Regions from separate parts of the Homo sapiens genome. Here regions 2 and 3 are each linked to region 1. Evidence: chromatin contacts called from ENCODE Hi-C or POLR2A ChIA-PET data. All regions are on one chromosome and are shown on one strand. Each heading gives the region's core, a stretch centred on a gene start or an enhancer-like site at or near the end of the contact. The rest is flanking DNA. Distances are from core to core; before and after follow the strand shown.

Region 1 (5,140 bases), core at 1,035-3,534:
ATAAGCATTTATCACACTGACACAGAGTCTTGAATTTGTCACTGTATGTGATCTACACAAATAGCTTAGTGTTATTTAGTAGCTGGAATTGTACCAAAAGTAAGATGAACTGGAATGTTCAGACATGGAACCTTGATTTGTTTACAGCCGACTCTGAACATAGGATGAAAGTTGCTGGTGAGTAATGCCATCTAGTGATCAACTGAATACAGCTCTTTGCTTTCTGATAAAAATCTGCTACGCCATCCTTTTTCTATAATTTTTCTTGTGATAATGAGCTGTGATTATTTGATAGCATTCAGACCAACCTCTTGACTTATTTTTATGTACTATATATAGTTTTTGTTGTTAATATTTGTGTTCTGTGATGCTTTCATACAAAAATTAGAACAAACATACTTGGATTATAATACTGTGTGAGACGCTTTAAATCAAGACATGTATCACAGCTTTGTAAATTAATAGTGATTGCAGGTGAAAGGTGTTCTCAATGTGTTAATTGCCTGTTTTGAGAAGTTAGGTTCTTTCCCTTTAACGGTATCAACCAGGCTTCTTCCCCTTTGCCCTCCTGTTCGCAGCACTCTTTCTTCAGCAGTGCCACTTTCTGCGGCAGGCTGGCCACTCTGAGAAGGCCATCTCATTGTTCCAGGCCATGGTGGACTTCACCTTCTTCAAACCCGACAGCGTGAAAGATCTGCCTACCAAAGGACAGGTACCCAGCTCTGCTCGCCTCATCTCTCTCTTCCTGGCTCTTTCTCTGGAGGGAGAGGGGGAAGGTGTGGATAATGAGAGGTGGTGTGGATAATGAGAGGTGGTGTGGTAGTGTTTTTAAAATATCATATCCTCCTTTATATCAGTCTGCTGAGGAGGAATTCTCAGAAATAGTCCAGTGATCTGAGGAAAGTTTTGTAATGAAAATGGTGAGATGTGGATAGGTAAAGAAGCTTCCCCCTCCTTCACAACATAAAGGCTCTCTGAGGACTCACCCTCCCACCCTGCCTGCCTGCCTGCCTGCCTGTGTTCCTCCTTTCCTTTTCCTTTCCCTGCCCCCTTCCCCTCCCCTTCCTCCTCCCCTCCCCTCCTCCCCCCCATCCCCTTTCTGCCTTTGTTTAAATGCTGATTGGCTCCCCTAGTCAGGGAAACAGTTGTCATGCCATTTTAAACCTTGTATTACTCTCTTCCACCCTTACACATTCTAGTTTGGGTCTTGCATCACTTCCTCAGTTAACCTTCTAAGTACCCACAATCTTCGCTAGAGTTGCAAATGAAATTACACAGAGATACCTTGTCAACAGTGATCCTTATTGGGGAAGGGTTAATCCTTTAGATGACAAGCGAGCATTGCCAATGTTTGAGATAAATGAAGATAAGTGAAGAAATAAAGAATTTTTATAGAGCTATGTATATAAGAAAATGTATCTTTTCCCTTTTTCCACTAAATAAAACTCAGTTTTCTACTCTGTAAAGATGTCTAGTGGAAGATAAATAGAATATATGAGTTTATGGTGAACATTCAAAAGTGTTTCTTGAGAGGCCAAGGCCTCCGTCATGTGGGAGTTTCATGAATTGCCAGTAAAGACCATTTTTATCATGATGCTACCTCTAGAAAAAATTGGATTAAAGAATTATACCAGTTAAATTGCTATAATCAATCATTAATAAACCATATAACAGAGTAATTTTAAGACATGCTGTGAGATTTTAAGAATAGGCTGTACTACAGAAGTGATTCTCAGCTGACTCTAAGGAACCTTGTGGGTCAGGATCAGAATTTCTCTCACCCCCTCCCCCTGCCCCTTTCCTAAGACCCTCTGTGATAAGAACAGAGTGATGGGTGGAGGGTTCTGCCTACAAATGTGACCCATCGAAGACCACTGCTCTAAAGTGTTGGGAGACCCCGATCCTCGTGCTTGAGGTTTTAAACACGAATAGCACATGTGATTCCAAAGCATTTACATGACAACTTTGGAATAAAGTTTCTTATTTACTAATATTCCATATTGCTTTTATAACTGAGAGACGTTGTTACCGTGAACACAGTAGCGTGATTTAACACAGGCAGGTCTGATATTACTGGTCTGCGTTTCTGTGGAATAAACAAATAGATTATACTCATTTATCACACTATTTAAAAAAAATTTTTTTTCTTAAGTAAACTTTCTTTCTTCACTCTTACAAGAGCCAGACCTCTAAAGAGGGAGCGTAGTCGTCCTGGTTCCCCTTTCTGAGGATGACTGACGTGTCAGGACGTTTGCCCTGCCCTGACGTGACTCTCCTGGAGGCAATACTCCTCCAGGCGTGTGTGGCATTGCCCAGGGCTCAGGCTAGATAATCCTGTGGCTCATGGCCCATGCTGTGCCCACTGGAAGCCTGCTTGTCCTCTTCAAAAGGTTTCTTACAAAAGCTTTCACTGAGTAGGTTATTGGCTCACTTTCACAGTCCTGTTTCCAGTTGATAACATGATCACGTTTCTGTTCATTGCTGTGTTCACATTCTGTTCCATAGGGAAAGATTTATTGCCAGTGAGCTGCTTACCACACACCTAATGCTCGAATGAATGAGGGAGGTGCTAATGGGGCCAGGCTTTAAAATGCAGACCTTTAGGCTGGGCGCGGTGGTTTAGGCTTGTAATCCCAGCACTTTGGGAGGCTAAGGTGGGCAGAGCACCTGAGGTCAGGAGTTGGAGACCAGCCTGACCAACGTGGAGAAACCCTGTTTCTACTAAAAAAACACAAAATTAGCTGGGTGTGGTGGCTCATGCCTGTAATCCCAGCTACTCGGGAGGCTGAGGTAGGAGAATTGCTTGAGCCCGGGGAGGTGGAGGTTGCAGTGAGCCAAGATCACACCACTGCACTCCAGCCTGGGCAACAAGAGCGAGACTCTGTCTCAAAAATAAAAATAAAAAATGCAGACCTTTTTACTCCCTGGTCGCCTGCCTTGTTCAGATCTGTGCCAACAAGCGTTTATTGAGTCCCTGCTAGGCAGTAAGTATTGTGCCAGGTGTTAGGAATATATAGTTACTTAAGATATGGTTGTGTCACGTAGCTCATGGTCTGTCTTGTTGGAACCTTCCTCTCAAAATATCTTGAAAGCGGCATGACTTTAGGAATTAGCTCGGGGGTCCAGTGATACTAGGTGAACTGGCAGTGCCACTGTCCCTGGTTAGACTGGCCTGGCAGGATAAGAACTAGGAAACTACTCCCTTCCTACCCATCTGGAGACCCTTCTTGCTGAACCTCAGCTGGTCTTTTTGTAACCTAATCCCGGGAGTGACCCCCCATCACTTTTGCCATATTTTGTGTGTTGGAATCACTAGGTCCAGCTCACATGCGAGTGTGAAAACCACAAGGCAGAGGTAGGGTCATGGGGGCTATCTTGGAAGCTGCCTGCCACGCTAGATAGATCTTTTTTCTATCTTGGGGTGTGTAGCATGTATCTACTTCAAAGACTGATGGCAAACATGATTTCAAGGATCATAAGCTTCTCTTATATCCACCAGCGCGGATTTTGCCCACTGACTCAGCAGTTTTATACAAGTGAGGTCTAACGTCCATTCTAAAATCTGAACAGGTGGAATTCTTTGAACCCTTTTGGGACAGTGGAGAGCCCCGGGCTGGGGAGAAGGGAGCCCGAGGCTGGAAGGCGTGGATGCACCAGCAGGAACGAGGTGGCTGGGTGGTCATCAACCCAGGTAAGTCACCTCTCATTGAAGACGTGTACTTCTGTTTCTTCTGGAATTTGTTTTTACATCCTCATGATTATTTATCTGCTTAAGCTATTTATCAGTAGCTTCAGAATATTGCACAAACATCAAAATGTCAAAAATGTTAAGTAGATGTCATGGGTTCCCCTTAGAAGTTTTAAAGCAGTGGACTTATTCCTTCAGTACATAATGCTTTGAGGATTTGAAAGTTTCTGTAATTTCCCTTTTTCCTTTTATAGGCTGCAACTGAAGAAGGAATCTTGTTAATAACTGCCCCAATCCTCATTCTTTTTTTTTTTTTTTTTTTGAGACAGAATCTCGCTCTGTCACCCAGGCTGGAGTGCAGTGGCAGGATCTCAGCTCACTGCAACCTCTGCCTCCTGGGTTCAAGCAATTCTCATGCGTCAGGCTCCTGAGTAGCTGGGATTACAGGCTTCTGCCACCATGCCCAGCTAATTTTTGTATTTTTGGTAGAGATAGGGTCGCCATGTTGGCCAGGCTGGTCTCTCTGGTCTCAAACACCTGACCTCCAGCGATCTGCCTGCCTCAGCCTCCCAAAGTGCTGGGATTACAGGTGTGAGCCACCACGCCCGACCCCATTCTTTTTTAGTGTGTATTTCAGACAGTCTTTTTGTTATCCTGTCAGTGTACAGACCAACAGATACTTTGAAAAATACCTTTTTAGGACTATTATAAAGTAATTATTACCTAGCATTTACATAACTGTCACTCTAAATGACCCCCAAATACTTTCCAGATTTATACTCTAATACAGAGCTGCCCAATAGAAATATAATGTGAGCCTCTTGTGTAATTTCAAATTTTCTAGTGGCCACATTAAAAAAGTAAAAAGGAACAGATGATGTTAATTTTGATAGTGTATTTTACTTAATCTAGTATATCAAAACATTTCAGTATGTAATTAGTATTTTAAAATTATTAACCAGAGATTCAGATGCCAATTGCATGCTTTAAAAAGAAAAAAAATTATTAACTAGGTATTTTGCATTCTTTTTTTAGTACTCTTTGAAATCTGGTGTGTATTTTACACTTTTAGCAAATCTCAGTTCAGACTAGCTACTTTTCTTTTTTTTCTTTTTTTTTTTTTTGAGACAGAGTCTTGGTCTGTTGCCCAGGCTGGAGTGTAGTGGCTCGATCTTGGCTCACTGCAACCTCCGCCTCCCAGGTTCAAGGGATTCTTGTGCCTCAGCCTCCCAAGTAGCTGGGATTACAGGTATGCACCACCACGCCCTCCTAATTTTGTATTTTTAGTAGAGACAAGGTTTCACTGTATTGGTCCAGGCTGGTCTGGAACCTCTGACCTCAAGTAATCCGCCCACCTCTACCTCCCAAAGTGCTGGGATTTCCGATGTGAGCCACCGCACCCAGCCCAGACTAGCTACTTTTCAAGTGCTTGATAGCCACATATTAATGGTG
Region 2 (5,140 bases), core at 754-3,253, 190 kb before region 1:
TAAACTATCATAAACTAAGTGGTTTATAAACAACAGAAATTCTGGAGGCTGGAAAGTCCAAAATCAAGGTGCTGGCAGCTCTGGTGTCTGGTGAGGGCCTGTTTCCTGGCTCACAGATAACTGTCTTCTTGCTGTGTCTTCACATGGTGGAAGAGGTAAGGGAGCTCTTCAGTGCCTCTTTTATAAGAGTACTGATCCCATTCATGAGGGTCTGGCCTGATGACCTAATCACCTCCCCAAGGCTCCCACCTCCTAATACCATCACAATGGGGATTAGACGACAACATATAAACTTCCGGGCAACATGAAACATTCAGACCATAGCACATGGGATACATAAAAGAAAAATAACACAGAAGGAGTTGGGTGGGCAGAAGGCAGGAGAGAGCTGGTTAAGGACCTACCAGCCTTAAAGGGAGGCCGTTGGCCTCTGCTGGAAGCAAACTTCAGGACCAACGTTCAGCCTGCTGAGGAGGAGGAAAAAGAGGAGGGGAAACAAATAGGGGCCCCCAGGACCCTGGCAGGGAGGTTGCTAAAGGCTGGCTTGGCTGGGAGCAGTGGCTCACACCTGTAATCCCAGCACTTTGGGAGGCTGAGGTGGGTGGATCACGAGGTCAGGAGATCAATACCATCCTGGCCAACATGCTGAAACCTCGTCTCTACTAAAAATACAAAAATTGACTGGGCGCGGTGGCTCACGCCTGTAATCCCAGCACTTTGGGAGGCCGAGGCGGGCAGATCATGAGGTCAGGAGATTGAGACCACAGTGAAACCTCGTCTCTACTAAAAAATACAAAAAATTAGCTGGGCGCAGTGGCGGGTGCCTGTAGTCCCAGCTACTCGAGAGGCTGAGGCAGGAGAATAGCGTGAACCTGGGAGGCGGAGCTTGCAGTGAGCCGAGATTGCGCCACTGCACTCCAGCCTGGGCGACAGAGCAAGACTCCGTCTCAAAAAAAAAAAAAAAAAATTAGCTGGGCGTGGTGGCCTGCGCCTGTAGTCCCAGCTACTCAGGAGGCTGAGGCAGGAGAATCACTTGAACCCAGGAGGCAGAGGCTGCAGTGAGCTGAGATCATGCCACTGCACTCCAGCCTGGGCGACAGAGTGAGATTCTGTCTCAAAAAAAAAAAAAAAAAAATGGCTGGCTTGTGCCCTTCCACTTAGTCTGAGAGCTGGGGCTGCTGAGAGTGGAGCAAACTCAGCACCCCCACAAATTGACTGTCTGAGTCAGCTCAGGACGCTGTAACTCATTACTGTGCACAAGGCAGCTTCGACAATAAGTATGGATTTATTGCAGCTCTAAAGTCTGCAAGATCAGAGTACCAGCATGGTCGGGCTGCGGAGGGCCTTCTCCCTGGTTGCAGGCACCCTCGCGTGGTAGAGGGATCATCTCTCCTGTCTCTTCTCACAACAGCACTAATTCCACTGTGAGGGCTCCTCCCTCATGCCCTAATCACCCCCAAAGGCCCCACCCCAAATACCATCACACTAGTGCCTGGGGCTTCTGCATGTGAATTGTAGAGGGACACAAGCATTCACTCCTTCGCACCCACCCACCACTGTGTCTGGGAGAGAAGAGGAAGGCAGTGTCCAGCTTCCTGGAGTCCCTTTGTCTTCTGCATCTCCCTGGCTCCAGCAGCTGGCCTGCTTTCTGGGACTGGTCTGCCATGTGGCTAGTCCCCTGTCTGCGATGTTTCCGGGTGCTCCGTGCCCACCTGATCACAGCTGAGCCCAGGAGGGAGACCCCAGGGGGTCTGTGCAGCTTTGGACAAGCCACCGATCCTCTCTGGCCCAGTGCCCCATCCGTAAAATGGGACTGGCTAGATATTCTCTGGGAGCCCCCAGCACCAGATATGCCGAAGCTCCCATCCTAGATTCTATGGGGGCAGGGCTGGGTCTTGCAGACAGGCCGTGCTGGCCCCAAATCCTGGCAGCATCCGGAGCTGGCCGCCCACGCACAGGCAGGCGGGGGGAGGCAGGGTGCTGCAGCCTTGTTGCCAAGAGCACAGAGAACTTTCCACTGGGTCCAGGTTTTCATCACCATGGCAACTGCTGGGGGGTGGAAGCAGAATTTCTCAGCATTCCAGAGAGAGATTATATGGGGGAAGAAAGAACAAGAAAGTCAGACCTGAGCCAGGCCTGAGAGGTCAAGGCCAACACCCCAGGGAGACCCATTTCCTCTCTGGCCTCTTCACACCCTTCTCCCCTCCTTCTTCTTCTTTTAACGTTTCTCTCTGCCCCCTGTCTTCTCTACATCCCTCTTTCCTGGCTCCCTTCCCTGAGCCCCTGCTTACAGGAGGTGTCTAATCCACATGTGCCGTGTGCCAGGCACAGGTTCATGCGCTTCACAAGTGGGGACTCATTGAATTCCCCTGCTCTGTGTAGGAGGCACTATGATCACTCCCATTTCACTGATGAAAAAATGGAGGCTCAGGGAGGTTAGGTGACTTGCCTGACTCACAGTAGATGGTGGACTTGGGAGTTTGATGGGACTCCAATGACTGCACCCTCAGTTACAAGGTATTTGGATGGTCTCTGTTGTCTGAGAAACTCAGGGGCCCCCAGTGAAATGCAGGTGAGGGTGGGAGGCAGAAAAGAGGCACAGGTGGCCCATACTCTGGAGACCCCGTTGGGCCTCCGCACTCTCTCTTCCTTCTGTCTACACCCCATACTGACAATCCTGGTTTGGGCCAGGGCAGAGGATGAGGCTGGCAGCCCATTCCTCCCGAAACACTGCTTTGGGGCTGATTCCCTGGCCTTAGCCGACCAAAGCACTCTCATTCAGGCTCAGGAAAGACTCCCCAGTTTAGGGATGGCACTGGAAAGTCCAGGGGGCCTAGAGACCTAGGTACCACTCCCAGCACTCACACATTCCCCAGAGATGCCCTGTAGAGAGAGAACCTGGCCCAAGAAGCCTGGCTTACGCCACACCATAATCCTGCAAGAAAATTCTTCAGAATTTCAGGCTTCAATGCCCTCCTTGCTGCCTCTCCAGTGAAGGCGAGGGGCAGATGGGAGGCCACATATAAGGATAGCAACTCAGCCATGCCAGTCACTTGGCATGGCCTTCATGGCTGGCCACTCGCCAGCTTCTAAAGACCAGAACAAACTGGGGACTGGGAAAGTCCTGCTTCACTTCTGGGGACAGAGAACCTTCCATTCATGGCTTTAAACATGGCTTAGTCCTCGCCAGGCTGGCTCTGCCTGCGCCTCACTCTCTCCTGGCTTCTGTATCCTGCAGCACAAGCTCCTCCACTCACTGCCTTCAGTGTGATTTTTGTCTTCTGCTCCTTCTACAGATTGCCCCACATTTCTTCCAAATCTCTCGCTCAAATCTCCGGCTCAAATCTCCAAGACAGAGATCCAGCCTGGACCTCTTATTTATTGGTATTGTGATTGGGCAGAACTCCCCCTCCAGGCCATCTCATTGGCTGCTTGCAGGCTGCTGATTGGCTGCCCTGGGACTGGGGCTTCCCTCTGGTCCAATCAGCTATCACCAGGGAGGTGGCGTCCTCCTCCCTGGTGATACCTAATGTTACTGAATGTTGTTGCTAAGATCATAGATGCAGTTTTTCGTTGTTTAAGCCAGTCATTGTTGCTAATCCTTTGACCTGAACAGCCACCCCCTCACTACTTGGAGTCATGACATAAGCCTCTGGCAAAGAGTCAGTTGCTTCTCTGCTTCCATATGACAGTTAAGTTGGGGTTTCTGTTATTTGCAACCAAAGCCTCATGGCTGACACCCATTTCATAGGTTTATGGCAAGATTGAATGAGTTGGGACCTGTTTCAGGCTTAGCCATGACCTCACAGAGCTGAGATGAGGGGATCCAGAATAGTGCCCCAGGAAACCTGGAGGTTCCACTCCCACTCAACAGCCTCCTTCCAACGGCCAGCAAAAAGTGACCGGAGAGGCTTGTGTTTCATCTGTAGTCGTTGGTGGCTGCTCCGTGGTCCCAGGATGCCTATGCTGGAAAGGACCAGAGGAATTAATTCATCCTACTGCCTACTACCATTTGGACCAGAGGGGAACCCCAAGGCACAAACCAGGCTCTGAGAGCCCAGCTCTGGGCCAGGCCTCCCACCCGAAGAGCCAGCTTTCCATCACCCATATGGTAGGGAGGATAATCGGCAGCCAGAGGCCTCCCCAGCCCCTCAGGGCTTGCTGAAGTCTCTCATCAAGCCAGCCTTACAAATGCCTCCTTGATTCCTCGAGCCTCATCATTGAAGGGATTGTGGCTGTGCCTCCAGGGTATTATTCATGTCTCACTATGTAGGCAGAATGTCCCAGCCCAGTGCTGGGACAGGGAAGGATGGGAAGACAGGGCCATTCCAGGAGGCAGAGGCCAAGGTGTGGAAGATCACCAGGCCCAGTCCCCCCATCCCTAGCCTCGGATAATGCAGAATCACTCCTTTGTTGTTTTATGGGGGTCTTCCCTGGCATGGATGAAAATAAGCCCCCTTCTCACTTTCCCCCACATGGCTCTCCATCTGGGGCCACTGAGGGGGTATGCCTACCTCTCCCCACTGAGCCCCACCTGGTTCTTTTACCCATCCACACTGGCCTCCACCTCCAGAACCCTCGCCACCCTGATGTCTGCCCTTTTTTCCAAAGTTGGGAGAACAAACTACAGCCCAAGGGCCAAATCTGGCCCACCACTTGTTTTTGTAAATAAAGTTTTATTGGAGCACAGCCACACGCATTTGTTTACTGTTGTCTGTGGCTGCTTTTGAGCTACAAAGGCCAAGTGGAACAGCTAAAACAGAACCTGTATGGCCCAAAGTTTAAACGTTTACTACTTGGTCCTTTACAGAAAATTTCTGACTTTCGTTCTAAAGCATCAGTGGTCCCCTCCGTGGCACATGGGACCTCAGGGATGACCATTTAGGATGGAAACCTTCTTTCCCCTCCTTGGACCCCATGTGTGACTGCTCAGTGCAGCTTCAAATGCCATGGGCTTCAGTAGCCATGGCCCAGTACTGGCTTCCCAAGAACCCACGTGGGCAGCAGAGATGCCCAGGTCACATTTGCACAGCCTGCTGCTAAGGCCTGTTGCCAAGACAAGCTCTCCCAGCCCTTGAGTTCTGCAGGACTCGCATTCATCTTTGGTTCTGTTTGCCTTTGTCACCTTTGTCCCAATCTC
Region 3 (5,140 bases), core at 1,069-3,568, 160 kb before region 1:
TTTTTATTGTCACTGTAGTGTAGTTTGTTCGCAAGAATCAGAATCCAAAGTCCATATGTTGTAATTGGCTGATATTTCTCTTAAGCTTCTGTTAATCTATAAATTCTCCTTATGTTTTGTTTTTTTTTTCTTTTATTCCTTTTCCTTCCACTTTGTTGATGAAACCTGTAACTTTTTTCCTGAGAGGAAATCTGGCCGCCTCCCTGTGGTGAGGGTTAAACACCTTGACATATTAACATGCCCCCCAGTTCTCTAATTCCTATAGCTGGGAGTTACCTCTAGAGGCTTGATCCGATTCAGATTTGATTTTTCAGCAGGTGTTGTGGTCTTCCGTCAGAAGGAACATCATATCCGGCCATGTATCTTTTTATGATGTTAGTTATCATTGGTGGATCACTGCCTGGATTCATTGTCCTCTAAATGGTGATAAACCGGCCACGGTGATGGACAAGTGGCATATTCAGTTAACGGACTCACTGTGCCCTCCCTCCTTCCCCATCCCCGGCAGTATTGTGGGCGAGGCTTGACCTACTCTGTGATGGGGTTGGAGGCAACACTTCCTGCCCACTTCTCCCCTCTTCCTCCCCACTCCACATCCGTGTGGGAAAGCTTATCATTAAGGGAAGGCTGGCAAATTAGAAAGAGCCTTGAGTCTGGGCCTAGCCCTGCAGATGCCAGCCTCAGAGGTTGCTAGGATACACCGCTCCCAGAGCCTCCTCAGAGCTGCATCCTTCTGGAGCAGCTCAGGGACACTGATGGGCTGTCTGTGCAGTGGGGAGGTGGGAGGAGGAGTGGCACCCCACAGACAGGCCTGCAAAGAAGGGGTTGGTCCGCACTCCTCCCGGAGCTCCATGGAGCAGGGAAAATGTCACCCCAGAAGCACCTGTATACAGGGATCAATTCGGACCGCCCACAGTGAAGGCCACTCTGAATTGTAAAAGTTCCCCAGTCTTATTCTTCACTGTACTTGCATTTCTTCTGCAACATGTCCTTCTATATATAATTCAGAAAACATAACCTGAATGGACGAATGCCAGCCCTCTCCCCAGCTCCTGTCTGCCTGGTAAACTTCTGGTTCACCATAAGGCTCAGCAATGAGCTGTATCCTCATCCTCAACCCAGCCTTCAGGACTCCCTCCCTGTGCTCCAGATGCCCACGCTGACCTCTGCTCACACTCACAGCAGCATTGCAAGTGCCTGTTTCCCCACTGGGTCTCGTTCTCCTCTGCACTCCTAGCACTTAGCACAACGCCTTGCATAGGTCATCTTGAATGCATATGTGAAAGTGTCCTGCTTGCATGCCTCTGGAGACAGGGAGCTCACTATCACAAGACCGCTCATTCTGACAACTTCAAAGTTCTTCCTTAAACACAGCTGAAATCTACCTGTCAGAAACTTCTACCTGGGAACCTTAGGGAGGCTGCCAGTGCCACACTGAACCAGCCAGCTGCCTCTTCCACAAGACCACTCTTCAGAGTTGACTCTCTCTCCATTGTCCTCTGCAGCACCCACCAAAAGGTAGTGGGATATGGGTCAGACATTCACATTCTAAGTCACCAAGCTTGGCTCCCAGGAAGCCTCCCTAAGGTTAGAGGTTCTGGTCCTACTACTCCCTCAGATACCTGCACCCTCACCCTGGTCCCACTGGGACATCACCCCAACGGCCCAGAACTGTAGGGCACAAGTCTCGACGCCAGAGAACCCAGGTGGAGGGTAGAGGGTGGGCCTTGCAGCCTCCCTGGGTGTGAGAGTATCTGTCGCCACCCTTTCCTGATGCAGGTTAGGGGATGCCAAGTCCTAAAGAGGAGGCAGTTTTCTCAAAAATCACCCAGGGAATCTGTGCTGATCTCAAACTAGAGCTGAGAGAGGGAGAGACGCAGGCAAGGAAGAGGAGGGAGCAATGCGCTAGGATCAAATTCCACAGTTGACCTGACATAAGCCAGCTCACTGTGATTTACGCGCCACCGTCCTTGGGGTGGCAGAAGAGCTGAAATCCTTTCTGACATCTCAGGACCAAACTTGTCAAATCTCAGCAACAGCTTTTCCCCATCAGCACCCCAGGCTCTCTGAAGACTGTTCCTCGGAATAGCCTGGAGCTGCCGAGCCAGCCGCGACGGCTCCCGCCAGACTACACGCCTGGCTAAGAGCTCAAACGAGTCACAATGGGGAGGCTAGTGACCCCCATCCAGGGACGGCTCCCGCCAGACTACACGCCGGGCTAAGAGCTCAAACGAGTCACAATAGGGAGGCTAGTGACCCCCATCCATTCCCATGGCATCGTTTGAAGGGCTCTGGAGCCAGCCGCCTGGGTTCGAATCCTGACTGTCCCCCTCACCAGGTCCGTGGCCTTGGCCATCACTCAACCTGGCCCAGCCTCAGAGTCAGTGCTTGTCTCTGAACAATTAGGGCTGCGTGGGGGGCTAATATTTAGGACACGAATAAAATAATGTATAAGGCTTAGCCCAGTGTGTGCTCTTTAGAAAACATCAGTTAACATTAACCATCATTCCATATGTTCACTTCCTGCCAGGCTCTGGGGAGGAAAGGGAGCCCATGGCAGACCAGACCCCTGGCCGGCCAGGGTCCCCGGGGTCTGCGAGGAGGACGTTCATGGGCGAGTGTGTGGTGGTGGGTGAACTGCGGCAGAACCCGAGATTAACAGCTGGAACCCTCTCCTCTTGCAGGTGAGGAAGATGACACCTGGCAACACTATGCCTCACCCCTAGTTAGTGGCTCAGCCCAGACCTCGGGCTCCCGCCTAGCCCAGGACTCTGCCCGACTGTGGCCTTCTGGGCAAAGCTGGCACCAGGGTCAGAAGCCTGGGGAGCAGAGAGGCCCATTGTTAAGGCTGGGAGGCGGAGTCAGGAAGCCCAGGATGTAAACCAATGGGAGACCACGGTGATGATGTAATGCTCGGCCTTCACCTTCATTGGCTGCCGGTCCTGCCACTCCAGACCCTGCTCTGGGGCTCTGCCTTTCGCCGCAGGTTCTCCCGCAGAGGGGGTCATTGGTCTGGGAAGGAGATTGAAGAGTGGGGGTTGGAGGCTGAGGACTGAGCCGGGAGCTGTCGTCCTTCCCTGAGCCTACCAGGGAACTGACTGCTGCCTTTACTAAACACAAAGCTCCTGGGCGAGCCCGGGGAGCGGGTTCTAAACACCCCACCTCCTGGGGCAGCGCCGCGCCTGGCGTCTGCGGGGATGCAAATCTCAGGAGTGTTAGGAGGAGACAGAGGCACCAGCCCCGCTAGCCTGGGAGGCAGCCTGGTACCCAGGAGGGAGGAGGGTGGGGGCCTGGGTCAGCAGAAATAAAGCATGCAGCTCTGTACTTACCACCTCCTCTAAACATCTGTGATGATTATAGGTCTGGGTGAAAAGCGTGGGACCCTCAGCCCAGAGCCGCACAAGACTTGGATTTGCTTTGGAAACCACTGTGCTTTTCAACAAGATCGTTCAAATGGCCTGGGTGGAGACGGGGAGCTGGAGAGTTGGGGATGGAAGCCGATTTTAAGCCTGGAGGAATCCAAACTGCACACAGTAGTCCAAGGCCCTGCCCCGCCTCCGTCCACCACCATCCTCCCCCCGCACCCCCGCCATGAGGTCCATGACTGTATCCTCATTTCACAGATGAGGAGACAGGCACAGAGCAGCAGCCATGGCCATGTGGCCGGTCACGCAGTGGAGGGAGGCCCGGGGGCAGGAGAGGGGCGCCTAAGGCCACACAGCAGGGCTGCGCCGGCGCGCATGGCTGAGAAGCAGGTTCCAGGAGTTTCTGGGAGTTCTTGCTCAACATCAAGAAACTTCCACCAGGATCCACGGGGGGAAGTGGAAGCAGCCTTGTGATAGCAGTTTCAAAGGCCTGGGCTCTGGCAAATAGGAAAAAACAGGCTGAGAAAACATATCAGGCAGGCCTGCTTGTGAGGGAACCTGGCAGACATCCAACCAGCAGTCTGGTGGCCAATTCGGTACATCAGACATGCGCTTAATCCATCATTCGGCAGCGGGCAGGTCACTGGCCACACAGGCTTCAGACCTCCTGGCTTGAGGGAACTTGGGGTTGCCATCAGGCCCGTATGAATCAGAAATTCTGGGCTTCTCATCCCCCACCAGGCACTCCCACACTGTCCCTCCTCTGCATGTTTGCCTCTCCATTCTCTCTACCTTCACTGTCTCGGTTGCCTATGGTCACAGTGATACTCAATAAACCACCAAATCCAGTGGCTTAAGAGCATGTGCTTCCTTCAGCAGGGCAGTTCTGACCTTGGCTGGTCTCACTCATGTGTCTGCATCTGTGGTGAGCTGGCAGATTGGGGTGTAGATTGGGCTCTCCCACTTGTCCAGGTCCTCAGCTGGGACACCTGGGCTGGCTTGGCTCTGCTCTGTGTGGCCTCTCATGCTCCAAGAAGCTAGCCCAGGCTTAAGTACACTGAGGTGGCAGTTGCAGCCTGCAAGGCCTCTCGTGGCTTAGGCTCAGGACTGGCACATCATCACTTCTGCTGCACTTCTCCCTGCTAAAGCAAGTATTGAGGCCACCCAAGATCCAGAAGGTGGAGAGGAGCAGCAGAGCCTCACTGCAAAGGGCACAAATGTGCAGAGGCCCTTCTCTGGATCCACAAATGCAGCCAGTGTACAGCAAACACCATCTCCGCCCCCTTCTCTCCACCTGTTGGCATACTTACTGTTCTTCAAGGCCCACCTGAAGTCTAGCTCTTTGTGAAGTTTTACCTAAACATTCCACCCTACACCCACCATAAGCTAAATGAATAGCAGGATACTATCTGGGGCGCTGGGTCCCAAAAGAAGGTGCCTAAAAGAGAAACAGGATGTGACTGGTCCTGTGGGCTCCGGTTGGGGAACTCTGCAGCTGGGACAGGAACCCATAGACACCAGGGCCCTCCCCTGCCCAGGCCTTCGGGGAGCCCCTTCTGAGGATGAGAACCAAGGTCTGAAATCCCATGCTGCAGGCAAAGGCAGGGACTTCCACCCATCCTCCTGCCATCTACCAAGTATCCACTGAGGGCCTGCGGGTTGTTCTTGGCTCTGTGCTAGGCGCTTTCACGCATCATCTCATCAAACCCTCCCAACAACTTACAAGGTGGTTATTGCTTTCCTCCCCATTTTACAGATGAGGAAACCAGGGAAAT

The links. A loop is a pair of places that touch in the nucleus more often than their neighbours do. ChIA-PET counts read pairs that join two places held with the same protein, here RNA polymerase II (POLR2A). Pooled maps may share reads with other maps.
Region 2: a loop to region 1 is called in a map of cardiac septum, with 1.9 times the contacts of the local background. The contact joins two enhancer-like sites. A Hi-C loop is called at or near these places in 1 of 168 maps with a recorded cell type or tissue (cardiac septum). POLR2A ChIA-PET finds 5 or more read pairs at or near these places in 5 of 52 experiments (AG04450, H1, HEK293T and 2 more).
Region 3: a loop to region 1 is called in a pooled map, with 2.3 times the contacts of the local background. The contact joins the promoter of LINC02317 here to the enhancer-like site in region 1. A Hi-C loop is called at or near these places in 1 of 168 maps with a recorded cell type or tissue (A673) and 5 of 50 pooled maps. POLR2A ChIA-PET finds 5 or more read pairs at or near these places in 2 of 52 experiments (CD8-positive, alpha-beta memory T cell and OCI-LY7).

The regions. Positions count from the first base shown.
Region 1 is chr14:90,296,811-90,301,950 of GRCh38, reverse strand. It overlaps NRDE2 (NRDE-2, necessary for RNA interference, domain containing), which reads left to right. Exons shown (of 14, transcript NM_017970.4): 7 at 579-712; 8 at 3,571-3,691. Among named protein-coding and RNA genes, the nearest start is that of NRDE2, 33 kb to the left of the region's middle. Within about 2 kb of position 2,284, at least 7 of the 41 ENCODE cell types and tissues checked have a DNase peak (open chromatin) inside an H3K27ac peak, as active enhancers do.
Region 2 is chr14:90,488,559-90,493,698 of GRCh38, reverse strand. No RefSeq gene overlaps it. Among named protein-coding and RNA genes, the nearest start is that of LINC00642, 36 kb to the right of the region's middle. Within about 2 kb of position 2,003, at least 3 of the 41 ENCODE cell types and tissues checked have a DNase peak (open chromatin) inside an H3K27ac peak, as active enhancers do.
Region 3 is chr14:90,452,295-90,457,434 of GRCh38, reverse strand. LINC02317 (long intergenic non-protein coding RNA 2317) reads left to right here and starts at 2,318. Exons shown (of 3, transcript NR_146492.1): 1 at 2,318-2,338; 2 at 2,531-2,684; 3 at 5,122-5,140. LINC00642 (long intergenic non-protein coding RNA 642) reads right to left here and starts at 2,205. Exons shown (of 4, transcript NR_033986.1): 1 at 2,057-2,205; 2 at 884-993; 3 at 277-416. RefSeq lists enhancers at 2,339-2,956, 2,736-3,030, 2,957-3,574, 4,839-4,888.